Linked DNA regions of Homo sapiens: region 1 is linked to region 2. A link is a contact called in ENCODE Hi-C or POLR2A ChIA-PET data. All regions are on one chromosome and are shown on one strand. The core of a region is the stretch at or near the end of the contact, and the rest is flanking DNA. Distances in the headings are between cores, read along the strand shown.

Evidence for each region. Hi-C counts contacts between places; a loop is a spot of excess contacts on that map. ChIA-PET counts read pairs that join two places held with the same protein, here RNA polymerase II (POLR2A). Pooled maps may share reads with other maps.
Region 1: a loop to region 2 is called in a map of CD14-positive monocyte, with 1.9 times the contacts of the local background. The contact joins the enhancer-like site here to the promoter of DAO in region 2. A Hi-C loop is called at or near these places in 3 of 168 maps with a recorded cell type or tissue (CD14-positive monocyte, mesothelial cell of epicardium and posterior vena cava) and 1 of 50 pooled maps. POLR2A ChIA-PET finds 5 or more read pairs at or near these places in 1 of 52 experiments (H1).

What each region holds. Positions count from the first base shown.
Region 1 is chr12:108,912,841-108,918,458 of GRCh38, reverse strand. SVOP (SV2 related protein) reads left to right here. Exons shown (of 16, transcript NM_018711.5): 14 at 335-416; 15 at 2,587-2,676. Among named protein-coding and RNA genes, the nearest start is that of DAO, 36 kb to the right of the region's middle. RefSeq lists an enhancer at 1-400. Within about 2 kb of position 4,263, at least 6 of the 41 ENCODE cell types and tissues checked have a DNase peak (open chromatin) inside an H3K27ac peak, as active enhancers do; they include CD14-positive monocyte, where a contact is called at or near this core.
Region 2 is chr12:108,875,984-108,881,532 of GRCh38, reverse strand. DAO (D-amino acid oxidase) reads right to left here and starts at 1,441. Exons shown (of 11, transcript NM_001917.5): 1 at 1,309-1,441. RefSeq lists an enhancer at 1,064-1,681.

The sequences.
Region 1 (5,618 bases), core at 3,014-5,513, 34 kb before region 2:
GCTGGCCCCTGGCTCAATTCCTGCTCCACCCTCAGCCAAATTCCTGTCTGAGCTTTCCACTATTTATATCACTTCTCCCTAATCTTGTGCCCATCCTGGGCACCACAGGTGTTCCCATCTCTCAGCCTGTTACTTTGAGGAATGATTAACTTACAAAAGCAGGACTGTCAAGATGATACTGAAATATGTGTGCCTGCATGTCTGTATCAATGAGCATCGGGGAGGGGTAACCTTTGCCAATTGCTAGGGCATTGATACTGCCTGGGAAGATAGGACTATGCTGAAACAAGCAGACAGAAAAAAATGCCATCATCTGCCTTTATCCTCCTCCTAGAAATGTGCTCACTCTGTTACTCTTCATTGCAAGAGCGTTTATTTCTGGAGGCTTTCAAGCGGCATATGTTTACACACCTGAGGTAGGAGGGGTGTCTGGGAGCTGCTGGGGAACGGGCAGTGGGGGGAGAGTGGCTGTGGGGGATGCTCTGCTTCCAGAAACCATTAAAAAGAATGAGGTGGTGGGCGCGGTAGCTCATGCCTATAATCCCAACACTTTGGGAGGCCGAGGCAGGAGGATCACTTGAGCCCGGATGTTTGAGACCAGCCTGAGCAACATAGCAAGACCCTCTCTCTAAAAAAATAAAATAAAAATGAGCCAGGCTGTGGTGGCGCACACCTGTAGTTCCAGCTACTCAGAAGGCTGAGGTGGGAGGATCACTTGAGCCTAGGAGTTGAAGGCTGCAGTGAGCCATGGTCATGCCACTGTACTCCAGCCTGGGCAATGGAGCAAAACCCTATCTCAAAAAAAAAAAAAAGAATGAGGTGGATGTCTATGTATTGATGTGGACAAGATTTTAAGACATACTACTGAATGGAAAAGGCAGATTGCAGAATATGTATGATATGATACCATTTATGTATTTTACTTTCTATTTTCCATGTGTATATTTTTGAACATATCTGGGAAGATACATTCCAAAGATATCCCTGATAGTAGGGCCCTATGAGGAGAATTTTCCTGGCAGTGGAAGTAGATCAGGAGAGAATTTAGGCATTTTGATTTTTTACAAGGAGGATATATTTCTATATTGTTTATGTAATTGAGTAAATTGAAATATCATGTAGAAATGCATATGGTATGCACTGAAGAAGTATGTGCTGAATAAGTAAGTGAATGAAGATATATGTGCAATATATAATCCAGAAAAGGCTAGAGGAATATACATAAAAATGTGACAAATCTCGAGTGTTGAGATCCTGAATGAGTTTTATATTTTCCTCTTTAAGTTTTTATTCTTTGCAAGCTTTCTACACTGAGCATTGCATTTGTTAAAACATGTTAGCTAATGTAACAGGGAACCCCCAGAGTGGAGGGTTTTGATACGAGAGCAGCTTCTCACTTATAAAAGAGCCCAGGCCAGGCACAGTGGTTCACGCCTGTAAACCCAGCACTTCGGGAGGCCGAGGCAGGTGGATCGCTTGAGCTCAGGAGTTCAAGACCAACCTGGGTAACATGGTGAAACCTCATCCCTAAAAAACATACAAAAATTAGCTGGGAGTGGTGGCACATGCCTGTTGTCCCAGCTACTCGGGGTGGGGCTGAGGTGGGAGGATCACTTGAACCCGGGGAGGTCGAGGCTGCAGTGAGCCATGATTGTGCCACTGCACTCCAGCCTGAATGACAGAGTGAGACCCTGTCTCAAATAAATAAGTAAATAAAATACTATAAAATAAAAGAGTCCAATATGGGTGTTCTAGGTTGGGGGACAGCTTTCCTCCTCCAGTGATTTGGGAACCCAGGCTCCTCGCATCGTGTGCCTTTCTTATCCAGGGATCTTGCCCCAGGGGACATTTGGCAATGCCTGGGAATATTTTGGATTGTCATAAGGTGGCATGGGGAGGCAGAAGGGCTGCTGGAATCTCGTGGGTAGAGGCCAGGGATGCTGCCAAACATCCTACAACGCACAGCAACCCCCACCCCCATGACAAAGAATGAGCCATCCCAAAACATCCACAGTGCCCAGGCTGAGAAGCCCTCTGGCTTAGGGCCATGGAGTCCTTCTCGCAGCCAGCAGACATGGGAAGGGAGAGGAGAAAACATACCCTTCTTAATTACCTTGGGCTGGAAGATGCACAATCCCTTCTCACTTTGCCACTTAACAAAGCACGTGGCCCCTACTGGGTACAAACTGAGAGACTGTAAACATTTCCATCTCTCTCTTTATGAAGTCCCTTGAAAACCTGTGACCCAGGCTTCAAGGTGAACGCATGAGAAGAAGGTAGAGAGCAACCCCTGAGTTGTGAACTTGTGGCAGTTCCTGGTGGAGGAGTCTTTGGGGAGCCCCCCCCAGGACAGAGTGGACCCCTTTACTGGGTTCCCACCCGCAGCTCAGCCTCTTGCCCTAGGTCTGAGTTGAGCCTCCCATGCCCTTTGGGGTGAGGATCCCTGTCCCTTAAGGGCGTCACCAGCACTGGAGGGATTTGCCCTGACTTCCGGCCTGCCCCTGAGGTTGGTCCTATCAGCTTGGAGCTGGAGTGGTGGGAGGAACCTGCATGTCCCCATGCCTATATCCGGCTGCTGTGTTTCAGGTCTACCCCACGGCAACGCGGGCCCTCGGCCTGGGCACCTGCAGCGGCATGGCAAGAGTGGGTGCTCTCATCACTCCGTTCATCGCCCAGGTAGGTGCTGCCCCCAAATACAGAGGGATGGGGGGTGACAAAACCCCATGCATGGCAAGCAGTTACTACATGCCGACTGTCCCCAGAGCCCTCGGGTTGCATTCGCTCATTTTATCATAACAACACACCCGAGGACAGAAGAAATATTGCCTGCAGATGAGAAAACAGAGGCTCAGGGGCTAAAATGACATGCTCAAGGTCATGCAGCTGGAAAGTAGCCAATCCAGGAGTCAAACCCAGGTCTTCCCTGTGAAGAAAATCCTTGGGCTGCCATATGTTTTGCTTAAAAACAATGTGGATGAAAACAAGTGGGCAATTGTGAGTGAATTAATGCAAGAACAGAAAACCAAATACTGCATGTTCTCTGGGAGCTAGACATTGAATACACATAGACATAAAAATAGGAGTAATGGACACTGGGGACCACTCGACTGGGAAGGAAGGGTGGGAGTCATGGGCTGAAAATTCCACCTATTGGGTACTGGGCTCACTACCTGGGGATGGGGTCATTTGTACCCCCAAACTTCAGCATCATGCAATATATCTGTGTAACAAACCTGCAGTGGACCCCTTAATCTATGATAAAAGTTGATTTTTTTTTTTTTTTTTTGGGATGGAGTCTCGCTTTGTCACCCAGGCTGGAGTGCAGTGGTGTGATCTCAGCTCACTGTGACCTCCGCCTCCCAGGTTCAAGCGATTCTCCTGCCTCAGCCTCCCGAGTAGCTGGGATTACAGGCGTGCACCACCACGCCTGGCTAATTTCTGTATTTTTAGTAGAGACAAGGTTTCACCACGTTGGCCAGGATGGTCTCGATCTCTTGACCTTGTGATCTGCCTGCCTCGGCCTCCAAAGTGCTGGGATTACAGGCATGAGCCACTGTGCCTGGCCAAAAAAATTTTTTTTTTTTTAACAAAAGGAAAGAAGGGTCAGGTGCTGTGTCTCACGCCTGTAATCCCAGCCCTTTAGGAGGCTGAGGCGGGCAGATCACTTCAGGTCAGGAGTTCGAGACCAGCCTGGCCAACATGGTGAAACCCCCATCTCTACTAAAAATACAAAAATTAACTAGGTGTGGTGGCAGGTGCCTGTAATTCTGGCTGAGGCACAAAAATTGCTTGAACCCAGGAGGCAGAGTTTGCAATGAGCCAAAATTGCTCCACTACACTCCGGCCTGGGCGATAGAGTGAGACCTTGTCTCAAAAAGAAAAAAAAAGGAAAGAAAACAAGTATGCCGACAAAATTTAGTGGAAAACAAATAAATATGCCAGTTCCTGCTTTTTGAATTAGATAATTAGACGTCATTGCAGAATTTTGCAACTCTTCGTGTGTCATGAAGCATTTGTATCTAGGGATCTTAGTAAGTCTTTTTGCTTTTTGAAAATCCAGGTTTTTTTCTGTTTGAATCACTTTTTTATTGAGGTAAACGTCACATAACAAAATTAACCATCTTAAAGGGAACAATTCAGTGGCATTCAGCACATTCACAGCGTTGGGCAACCACTGCTTCTATCTAGTTCCAAAACATTCTCATCACCCCAAAATAAACCCCTGGATCCACTAAGCAGTCACTCCTCATTGCCCACTTCCTCTAGGCTCCTGGCAACCACCCATCTGCTTTCTGTAGATTTGCCAAGTCTGAATATTGCAGAGAAATGGAATTTAAAGACGTGTTTAGCCAAGTGTTTCTATTCTACTTTGATTTTAGCCGTTGTGTGGCACTCCTAACTGATGCTGGTTGAGAGCTCACCATGTGCCTCCACGGTGCCAGGTGCTGCCAGGTTCTTCCCATTAGGAAGTGACACCACTCTATGCCCATTTGGCAAATGAAGAAATGGGCTGGGCATGGTGGCTCACAGCTGTAATCCCAGCACTTTGGGAGGCTGAGGTGGGCAGATTACTTGAGGTCAGGTGTTCAAGTCCAGCCTGGTCAATTTGGTGAGACTCCATCTCTCTTAAAAATACAAAAGAATTAGCCAGGCATGGTGGCATATGCCTGTAGTCCCAGCTACTCAAAAGGCTGAGGCAGAAAAATTGCTTGAACCCGGGAGGCAGAGGTTGCAGTGAGCCAAGATTGCACCACTGCACTCCAGCCTGGAGACAGAGCGAGACTACATCTCAAAAGAAAAGAAAATGGGACTCAGCTCTGCCGTGTTGTTTGCCATGTGCCAAAAGCTAGGAAGTTGGCACAGGCACTGCACTGTTCCAGAGGAGAGAAGAGTTATAAGGAGCCCAGACTCAAGCTTAGCAGACCCAAGTTCAAATCCCAGCCCCATCCTTATTATCTGTATGAACTTGGGTAGGAACCACTTATCCTCTTTGAGCCTCAGTTTTCTCCTTTGTAAAATGGGGATGAAGTACTTAGCTCATAGGGCTGTGGCATGGCATCTGTGTTGGTCCGTTTTGTGTTGATTTCAAGGAATACCTGGCTGGGCGTGTTGGCTCATGCCTGCAATCCCAGCACTTTGGGAGGCCAAGGTGGGTGGATCACCTGAGGTCAGGAGTTCGAGACCAGCCTGACCAACATGGAGAAACCCCATCTCTACTAAAAATACAAAATTAGCCGGGCGTGGTGGCAGAAGCCTGTAATCCCAGCTACTTGGGAGGAGAATCGCTTGAACCCTGAAGGCGGAGGTTGCGGTGAGCCAAGATTGCGCCATTGCACTCCAGTCTGGGCAACAAGAATGAAACTCATCTCAAAAAAACAAAAAAAACAAAAAACAAAAAAAAGAATACTTGAGATCAGGTAATTTATAAAGAAGAGATTTATTTGACTCACGATTCTGCAGGCTGTACAAGCATGGCACCAGCATCTGCTTGGCTTCTGGTGAGGCCTCAGGAAGCTTTTACTCATGGAGGAAGGCAAAGGAGGGGCAGGCGTGTCACAAGGAGAGAGAGGGACAAAGGGGGAGAGGAGGGAATCACCAGATCCTTTTTAGCAAGCAGA
Region 2 (5,549 bases), core at 192-2,691:
AGTTGACACTGATTATAGCAACGTGTGTGTGTGTGTGTGTGTGTGTGTGTGTGTGTGTTTTAAAATACAAAATAAATGCATGAGGTCCTCATGACAAGCCAGAGACAGATTGTCAGATGTGGCAGATCCAGCCTTAGGTAAAATCATTCATGCGTGTAGGTAATGAGCTTTTGGACTTAAACGCACCCAGCTCAGTTATTCGGTTGGACATTTTCGTGTTGTTGCTGATGTTTTTATTAGTGTTGCCGTTCTCCTCTGTTTTACATCATTACTTCAACCCAGCAAGCTTGGAGTATGTATCCCAGAAGATGCAAACAGCTGGGATTATTATATTTGTGTGTGTGTGTGTGTGTGTGTGTGTGTGTGTGTGATTAGAATGTCTGTGTAAGTGTGGAGCAGGAAGGGAACCAATGTATTTTGGTCTCTGCCACTTGCCAGACACCTGTAGATGCAGTACCGACATAATCCTCTCAATCCTCTCAACTGCTCTAGGAAGTAGGGAAGGTTACCGCCCTCATTCTGGAGGCTGGGACTGAGGTTTAGGGAGGAGAAGTCACCCACCCAAGGTTACGCAGTCAGTATGGGACAGCATTCGGACCTAGACCCAGTTCTATCGGCGCTTTCTGCACTGCTCCAAAAAAATATTTAGGCAGTTGGCATGCAGTTGCCACTTGATGCTTTCTGCTTGTCTTTCAGTCTTGCATTTATCTGCCTAGGACCTCCCTTGTCCCCTAGAAGGCAATCTGAGACAGCTGATGCCTTTGATTGCTATGTGCCCATAGCAAAGAATATGAAAGACTTCTTTTTAAAAAAAAAAATCAGTAAGCCAGAGATGAGGCATTTGAATGAACATAATTAGTTCTCCCTGGTTGCACCACACGGCTACTTCTCATGAAGTTATTTGCAGAGTTTATCCTTGAAATGGAACAGAAGCTATAAAAGTTTGAGAACCAGCCTACCAACTCCCCCACCAAAAATAATAATAACTACCATTTGAGTACTTGCTATGTGCCTAGATCTGCTCTAAGCACTTTACATGCACCACCTCTTTTAACACTCAGACTCACGCTGTAAGAGGGGAGTTATGATCCCCATGTTCCAGGTGAAGAAACTGAGGCTTGGGGAGGGAAAAATCACTTACCTATGGTCTCTCTGCTGGATGTTTGAGAGGCTGGATCTCTCCTTTCCTGTCACCTGCCTTAGGCTGTAATGTTGAGCCCTGTCTTTGACATTGGGAGGACATGAAATCCTTTGCCTCTCCCCTCTCCCAACCCCTGTCCCCAGCTCAAAGGTGCATCTGCCACTCACCGGAAGTACCAAACTGCTGGAGAGACCAGACAACTGCAGTGCGGGGACACAGGATGCTATTTCCTGAGGGGAAGCTCCTGATTCTGGAGCGTCTTGTTTCCAGCCCTCTGTCCGCCAGCCCGGACTGGAGTGCAGGGTCAAAGTCTGGAGCTATGGACAGGGCACGGCTTGAGGGGTGGGGCTCGGCACTGCACTGCCCACAGAGACTGGACCCAGGCCCGGCCGGGAGACCTCGCTCCCAGTCCCTGAAAAGTTGCCTGACTTTTCTGGCTGATCTCAAGCCCCTGTGGACAGGCCTTGGGGGAAGGAGGGAGGGCAGGCATTCTTGGAGGGTTGATGAGCACAAGAAGGTCTGTCTCTCTGGCCAGCTGGAGAGGATCCCCTTTCTTCCTTCTTCCTGCTGCCACCCTGGGGGAGGGTCAGGACGTTCCATGGGGCACTGTAGGCCTGGCCTGCGGTGGGGGTGGTCAGCCTGGCAGCCCCTGAGGGGAAAGGAGAGGCACAGGACAGGGGCTCCCTGGGCCAGCCCGATGCCATTCCAGGACGCTGGGGAGATGAGGCCAAGGAGAGACTGGAGGTGACGCCTGTGTGGGCCATGAGGATGCGTGGCTCTTTGCTCCCGTATCCCAGAGACGCAAGCAGCAGGACTCCAGGCCCTTCCTCTGCCAGGGATAAACATGGAGCTGTGATTTTTAGAGCCCAGAGATCTGCAGGCACCTCACTGTACAGATGGGAAGACTGAGGCCTGAGAGAGAGGGACCAACCAGCCCTGAGGGAGGCATTCTTTGGGTCAGCTTTAGCAATCCAGCCTCTAACACCTGCCTTTAGTATCATCAAATAAAAAGACGAAGATGAAATAAGAAAATGCATGCAAAATACTCACTGCATAGTATTTTTTCCTTTTTTAAAAGAGGGTCGGCTGGGCACAGTGCCTCACACCTGTAATTCTGACACTTTGGGAGGCCATGGTGGGTGGATCACCTGAGGTCAGGAGTTCGAGACCAGCCTGGCCAACATGGCGAAACCCCGTCTCTACTAAAATTACAAAAAATCAGCCAGGAGTGGTGGGGTGTGCCTGTAATCCTGGCTACACAGGAGGCTGAGGCAGGAGAATTGCTTGAACCTGGTGGGTGGAGGTAGCAGTGAGCCAAGATGGCACCACTGCACACTCCAGCCTGGGCTACAGAGCGATACTCTGTCTAAAAAAAAAAAAGAAAACAAAAAAAAAGAAAAAGAAAAGATAACAGACAGGGTCAGGCCAGGCGCAGTGGCTCTTGCCTGTAATCGCAGCACTTTGGGAGGCCGAGGTGGATGGATCACTTGAGGTTAGGCGTTTGAGACCAGCCTGGCTAACATGTTGGTGAAACCCTATCTCTACTAAAAATACAAAAATTAGCCGGCCGTGGTGGCACATGTCCGTAATCTCAGCTACTCGGGAGGCTGAGGCAAGAGAATCACTTGAACTGGGAGGCGGAGCTTGCAGTGAACCAAGATCAAGCCACTGCACTCTAGCCTGGGTGACAGAGTGAGACCCAGTCTCAAAAAACAAAAAAAAAAAAAAAAAAAAGAGAGAGAGAGAGAGAGAGGATCTCACTCTGTCACCCAGGCCAGAGTGCAGTGGCGCCTTGAACTCCTGCGCTCAAGCAATCCTTCTGCTTCAGCCTAGCCAGGACTACAGATGCATGCCATAACACCCAGCCAAATTACTTACTTTTTGTAAAGACAGGGTCTTGCTATTTTGCCCAAGCTGGTCTCAAACTCCTGGCCTCAAGCAATCATCCCACCCCGACCTCCCAAAGGGTTGGGATTACAGGCATAAGCCACCACGCTATGACATATTTTTTTTTCTTCAATAATAAAAAATGGATAGGGTGAAACCCACTTTTTACTTTATATCTAACTAGTTTGAATTTTAATACAATAGTCATGTATCACTTATATAACATATGGCCCTTATAAAGTTCCCTGTGTGTTTAATTCATCATGGGAGCACTTGAACATTCATAAAAGTTAGTCCAATATCTTCATGCTCCCCACTGCCATCACAGCAATAATTTACGTTTTGTAAATTGCGGTGTACCAATTCTAAATACCTGGATTTTCTTTTTTTCTTTTTTATTTTTTTCTGAGACAGAGTCTCACTCTGTCGCCCAGGCTGGAGTGCAGTGGTGCCATCTCAACTCACTGCAACATCTGCCTCCCAGATTCAAGCAATTCTCCTGCCTCAGACTCCCGAGTGGCTGGGTTTACAGGCACATACCACCTCACCTGGCTCATTGTTTTTCTATTTTTAGTAGAGACAGGGTTTCACCATGTTGGCCAGGCTGGTCTTGAACTCCTGACCTCAGGTGATCTGCCCACCTTGGCCTCCCAAAGTGGTGGGATTATAGGCGTGAGCCACCGCACCCTGCCTTACCCAGATTTTCTCTTTGAATCTCGAAACAGCCCTGTAAGGCAGGTGCTGTTATTATCATCCCCACTTCAGAGTTGAAATTCAGAAACTTGCTCCAGCATCCACTGAAGTTAAAGATGGCTATCCTAATATCTATCATGCCCACGCCTATATATATACCCAAGATAAATGAAAACACACATCAATCAAAAGGCTTCTGTAAGAATGTTCATAGCCCCTGTTAACTAAAAAAAAAAAAAAAAAAAAAATCACAAATGTGTAAATTCAGAGAGGAGAAGAAATCTTATTTCTTATAAGGGGTTATAGCCCACAAGGTGACCAGTCCATGGCCTGGGAAGTATGCCTCCTACCAAGAACAGAGACGGGCACTTTGAAGGAGGAGGGGTTGGGTTAGGAGCTTTGTGCTGAAGGGGTTGGCTGAATGATATATCCAGCAGGTTACAGGAGAAGCTATGAATATTTATGAAGGTGGCCCCAACACATGTGTATGAACAAATGTGCATGTAACATACAACCCATGTTCACTTTGGGGTGGAGACTTAACATTTAAATGTATTACAATTAGGCCAGCCATGGTGGCTCATGCCTATAATACTAGCACTTTTGGAGTCCAAGGTGGGTGGATCGCTTGAGCCCAGGAGTTTGAGACCAGCTTGGGCAACATGGCGAAACCCCTGTCTCTACAAAAAATACAAAAAGTAGCCGGGCGCAGTTGCGTGCACCTGTAGTCCCAGCTACTTGGGAGGCTGAGGTGGGAGGATTGCTTGAGCCCAGGAGGCAGAGGTTGCAGTGAGTTGTGATCGTGCCACTGCACTCCAGCCTGGGCAACAGAGTAAGACCCTATCTCAATCAATCAATTGATCAATCAATCAATCAATGTATTACAATTAGAACCTACACATCAAAATGTCTTTTCAGGAAATGCAGGCACATGAGGTTGCGGTTTCGTAACCCCACCAGAAGCAGTCCATAGTCAGTGATCTTTTTATTAGGAGAAAGTTACCAAACTCAGTCTCTTGTTCAATCAAAGCTGTAGTTGTTGTTATGACTGGAGGAACAGGGTGTCAGTTGGGTGTCTGTGTGCTAGATGAGTTGTAACTGTTTTAATATTGCTTCTTCTGAGGCCAGTGCTTGTTTCGCTGCTAGAGAAAAAGAAAAATCTTGTAACATAATTAGAACATAGTTTATTCCTTAAGAGTAGGGGCACCTGACTTAACCCTTGCCTGACATGGCCTTAGGCTGTGTTTATAATTTGGTATCTTATTGCCACAAAAAGTCTGTTCTGTCAGTCTTATAATCTCTCTCTCTTTTTTTTTTTTTTTTGAGACAGAGTCTCACTCTATTACCCATGCTGGAGTGCAGTGGAAAGATCATGACTCACTGCAGCCTCTGCTTCCTGGGCTCAAGCGATCCTCTCACCTCAGCCTCCCCAGTAGCTGGGACCACAGACACGCACCACCGTGCCTGGCTAATTATTTTATTTTATTTTATTTTATTTTGTAGAGACAGAGTTTCACCATGTTGCCCAGGCTGGTCTCGAACTTCTGGCCTCAAGTGATCTGCCTTCCTCAGTCTCCCAGGGGACTGGGATTACAGGTGTGAGTCACCATACTCAGCCCTCTATTTTAGCATTGATGCTGATCTTTTCTTGTATCTAAACCACAAAAGGAAGGAAGGGAGTGTAATGTGGTGTGCCTGACCTCCTGTCTCATCATGGCTGGAAACAAAGTTTTTAAAGTTTTTCTGGGGTTCCCTTTGCCAAGAAGGGTGTTCATTTAGTGGACCCTTAGGATTTTATTTTGAATTTACACCCCAAACTGGAAACAAC